Regions from separate parts of the Homo sapiens genome. Here region 2 is linked to region 1. The links are chromatin loops, found by intact Hi-C in ENCODE. Cell type or tissue: B cell. All regions are shown on one strand.

Region 1 (2,500 bases):
TGCCTGAAACAAACATTTACCTATCCCAGAATCCCAAGATTTTGCTAAAACATACTAGCCTTTCATTTTAAAAATCTTTATTTCCTTAAAACACAACAAATTTCAGTCTGTGGTTGGAGGCAGAAAGAGCTCAACCTAAAATGAAAGCTCAGCGTTTGAGGCAGCCCTTTTCACAGCTGGCTCTTACCTACATGATATTGTCCAAAATTCCTTGTACAAGATTAGCAGATTTTCTCTGTATTACCAATTTACATATTTTTCTTCCAGCCATCAAAAAGAGTATTTCAGGATTTTAAAATTTCCTTCTGGCATGGTACACAATAAGGAATAGCAACATGGTCCCTGGTCACCGAGGCTCCCATGTGCCTAGGAGAAAATGTTTATGGTACAATTTAGCCTGAAGCAAATCCACCGTCAGCATTTTCATAAACCTCACAGAAAGAAGAAACAAAAGCTGTTAAAATGTGAAAATAATTAGGGAAGAGACTTTCCCAGGGAACGAACATGGCCCACACTATACAGAGGGAAGAATAAACAAACTTTGGAGAGGTTATGGAGCTGTAAAACCCTTGTTTATTTCTGAAAAAAGAAATAAAGTTGGAGAAAAGCCACTAGGTCTGCATAATAATAAATCGCGTTCCAGGGGGCGGGGAAGGAGGAGTGAGACCGTAAATTCAGAGTCAAAAACAAAGCAACATTCCAGCACACGTCCCTGGTGGCGTGTGAACCTGCGCCGTTTGCTTTCTGGAGAGATCTGGCTCCTGCCAGTGTCAGTGTCCTTGCAAAGTCAAAGTACCCTGCCTGGTTGCTCCTTGGGGTGGTCACCCATCAGAAAAGCATTTGGCTTGGGTTAAGATTTCTAAATCAAGTCTTAGGGTTGTTCAACTTTCAAAAAGAAAGAAAAAAAGCAAAACACCCTAGTTCCCTCTTCTCGAGCTGAACTTTCCACAGCAGTTTCAGCGCTGACAGAAACTGCAAGGAGCTCAGTGAGGCGCGGCCAGGGCCGGCCCAGGAAGGCCCTGGAGGAAATTCCCATAGCCCGGTGCCCTTGGAAGGGGAGCTCCCTAGGCCTCTTCCCACCCTAGGCTGTGAGTAAATTTGCCTGTGAAAGGTCACAACGGTCTCTTGGCTAAGGGATTTTTCTCCAGGCAAACACCCCAGGTTTCTGGGAGAGACAGGTACCGTTTCCTGAGAAGTCAACCTCCTAGAAACACCGAGAATAACTGAAAACCCTGTGCCTTATAAAATGAGCACAGGGGTGGGGCACCAAGCTGCAGTTTTCACAAGTGGTGAAGAGCCCAATAACATTCTTTGCTTCAGATCTGTAGACTTTTTTCTGTGTTTTTAAATGGAAATTCAAGTGAAGGAATTTAATTCATTGAATATTGACTGAGTGCCTACTACCTGCGTATGCCAGCTTCAAAAGCACTGTATTATATATTCCGCATAACAATTCTGTGAGATAAATACCATTATCATTTCATATTACAGATGAGGATGAGGAAGCGGAGGATCAGAGCTTACGTGATTGGCTCAGTATCACACAGTACCACACAATAAACGGTGAGAATAGAATGCAAACTACAGCCTCTATCTTCATTTCTCTTAATCACTAAGCTCTGCAGTTTTGAGTAACAGAAGGTTCCTGCCTACAGAAGCTAACTGGTTCAAAAATACAGGAGTCGAAATTTTACTACAGTTAATTAGGTTCCCTGAGAGCTGAGTAACAATAATAACAATAATAGTGCTAAGAAATTACTAATTAATGAGCACTGACTATATATGCTCAAGCTAAGTGCTTTCCCTGTGTTATTTTAACCTCTCCACAAAAGCACCCTTTGAGGAAGCTGGTATTCCCATTTTACAGACGAAGTAACTGAGTCAGAGAGCAGATGACGATCTTCCCGAAGCTCACCCAGCTAGTAGGTGGCAGAACAATCTCAGAGTGTCAGTTAGGTTCTACCAGTGGCTCAAAGACAGGTTCATGTGAAGAGTCCTGGGGTCTTGGTGGTCACTGCAGAATATCACCTATAGGCATAATATTTTCTTTTTTAAACTTGAAATGACTAAATGTATAATTTTGTGCTAAGTCGCATGCCATCTTAACAGGTTTCTGGGATGGGCAAAAGCCAAAGACCTAAATGAAAGTATAAGGTTGAAAAAGTATGAAGGCAAAACATAAAATTAATACATCTCTATCTTTTGACTTCTTTCTCTCCTTGTAAAGTGAGTATAGAGGGTTCCTATTGAATTTCATCAGTGGGTCACATCGGTTCAGCTATTGCGTTCCACGAAAGGAGAGTTAGAACCCACCTCCACCACCCGGCCATGTTTTGTCATTCTTTAATATTAATGTAATAGCAGCTGCCCTTTTTCGAGCATCTACATATGACAGTTAGGTTTTTATCCTATTTTACAGATGAGGAGATTCTGGCTCACAGAGGTGAAGTGATCTGCTCAAGATGAAATAGCCAGCTGGTGAAATTACTGAGACAAGCAC
Region 2 (2,500 bases), 59 kb before region 1:
ACATACATGTGTCTTTTTGGTAAAATGATTTACTCTCTTTTGGATATATTCTATGGGTTTTGACAAATGCATGATGTTGTGTATTGGCCATTACAGTATCATATAGATTACTGTGTTACTGCCCTAAAGATTCCATGGGCTCCACCTGCTCATCTCTCCTGTCTTTTCCTTGAACAAACTACTCATCTGTTTACTGTTGAATACCGTCTTGATTTGTTTACAAAAAAGAAAGAAAGAAAGACTCCATCCATAAGGACAAAGAGTATGTTTCTGATAAAGAAGCTGATACTTGCCCAAGGTCACCAAACTAGTAAGTGTAGAAGCTGAGTTTTCAAGTCATGTCTGCCTAACTCCAAAATCTGGGTTTTTTCTTTCTTTTCTTTTCTTTTCTTTTTTTTTTTTCCCCTCTCTATTATGACCATGCCCTCTCTTACTAGGAGAGGAGACATTTGTACTTTCGTGCTATAGGGAGGGTGTAGATGTCCCTGCAATTGTTCCCTCTAAGGATAGTTTTGGGGCAGGGAGAGGGCATCTGTCTGGTGTTTGGACTACTGAGGCTCCCAAGGGTTCCCAGTGGGCACTTCAGCTGGACCTGTAGGTAAATTTCTAAAATCTCCCACCAGCTGTTCTTTTTTTTTTAATCACCTCACTCAAACCAGTTATTATTTACAAGTGGGAACATAGAAATGCTAATGATCCTGACTGGGCTTGCTAATTACTCCTTAATCAACTGCGAATGGGCCTTCGCTACCAGCCCTGGGCGGCTGAGAAGAGGGCTCCAGCTGGACAGAGTTAAAGGGAAGCAGCTTGCTGAAGTGCCACTGGCCTTGAGAATAGGAAGCCGTGGAGTGTGGTGGGAAGTGTCTTCTTTGCATGTTTTCTGCTCTGCTCTTTTGTCCTGATGCTTTGGCCCCATCATGAGGTATCCCAAGGGAGGCCAAGGCATTCAGAGGATGTATGAAGCCAGACAAAGCCGTAGTGAACAGTTAGCAAGCAGAGGTTAGTCAACAAATGATGATTGGATCTATACAAAATGTTGGATATTGTGTTGAGTGCTTTCTTCCTGACCCTGTGAAGATTCTGGTTTTGGAGAGACGACATGGAGGCAAGTAAACGTGTAGGGAGGAAACTTCGAGGAACACTTATGAGAGAGGAAGTCATGAGTCAGAGGCACCTGCAGGGGGGCAGGAGAGAACAGGAAGAAAACACTTACAGGGCATGTTCTAAAATATTTGTTGAATAAATTATCTAAAATAAAACACTTTCTATGAGAGATACTTTAATAATAATAGCTGCCACAAATTGTTTACCTAATATGTGCCTGGCCTGTGCCAGTCCATCACAATGACCATTTGAAGTAGAGGTTTACTGCACCTATTCTATAGATGCAGAAACTAAGACTTATAAAGGTTAAGGGTCAGACCCACAGTCATACTTCCAGTAAGTAGCTCTGCTGTTTTTCTGATTACAAAGCTTATACTTATTCCATGGCTGGGTCTGCCCTTTTATTTGGTTAGACGTTTAGATGATACAATAAAAATAGATATTTCAAAACTCAAAAGTTAGAGAAGGGAAAATCCTACATTACATCAGTAAAGGTCCAGCCGAGAGAGAAACCATACCAGTTATTTTAACATGGAGAATATAATATAGAGAATTGCTGCCTGGGAACTCAACAACCAAAATGGCAAAAAGAGAATGCTAAGGTATCATGGAGCCAACAATTACAGGAAGCGGCTGCCTCTGGGACTGGGACAACCAAAGAAAGAGGTTGGCATTATTAAAACTTAGAAATATGGGAGAGAAGGCCCTGCAGAGATGAAACTCAGATTCTGAGAAGGGACACTGCCCGGCTGATGATAGTGTTTCTGAGTTTGAAGGACAAGTCTCATTGGTCTGGGACCCAGATCTCTGAGGAGGGGGCTCAGATTGGTTAGTGTCACTGAGGGGGCACAATGAGGCTGTTTCTGTGAGTGTTAGAAAAACTGCAAATTGGATTTAACCATTGCTCCTGAAACAACTGCTGCTGCCATGGTGAAGAGACATTGCTTATGAACATAGGAACGGGAAGTAAACAGAAAGGAGGAAGCAAACAGAAAGGAACAATCGCTTCTTTCTCTCCTCCGGGTGTGCAGCCTCCTGCTGTGGCCCCCATGGGCTGAGCTCAGCAGGTAACTAGCTAGTCAAGCTGAAATGTGGTTTGCAGTGTTCTAGCTGCAGCATCTCGAAGTACACGTTGTGGTTTGTGAAAAGTATCTGAAATTTAGCATCCAAAGACCTGGAGTACTGCAAAAGCTTTTAATTGGTTTTCCTTATTTCAGTCTTAAATCTATAAACCATGCCTACTGCAACCAGAGTGATTGTCTTAATCGTAAATCATTTCTCTTTCTAAACCTACAATGGATTCCTACTGCACTTGCAGCTACTTAAACTCCTTGATCGGTTTGCAAGACCTTGTTTGGTTTCCAATGTCTCCAGCCTTGCCTAAACCACTCTTTCC

What was found. Hi-C counts contacts between places; a loop is a spot of excess contacts. Peaks named below come from ENCODE experiments on the same cell type or tissue, not always from the same donor. Only the 100,000 strongest peaks of a DNase experiment are listed, where the experiment ranks them.
Region 2: a loop joins it to region 1, with 2.8 times the contacts of the local background. A loop is called at or near these places in 5 of 110 quality-filtered maps.

What each region holds. Positions count from the first base shown.
Region 1 is chr1:59,011,969-59,014,468 of GRCh38, reverse strand. No RefSeq gene overlaps it. Among named protein-coding and RNA genes, the nearest start is that of LINC01358, 7.3 kb to the left of the region's middle. RefSeq lists an enhancer at 826-905. In B cell, no CTCF peak of the experiment used is centred here; a DNase peak (open chromatin) is centred at 1,008; H3K4me3 peaks cover 1,156 bases; H3K27ac peaks cover 1,956 bases.
Region 2 is chr1:59,071,107-59,073,606 of GRCh38, reverse strand. All of the region lies in intron 2 of LINC01358 (long intergenic non-protein coding RNA 1358), which reads right to left. Among named protein-coding and RNA genes, the nearest start is that of LINC01358, 52 kb to the right of the region's middle. In B cell, no CTCF peak of the experiment used is centred here; DNase peaks (open chromatin) are centred at 1,146 and 2,116; H3K27ac peaks cover 554 bases.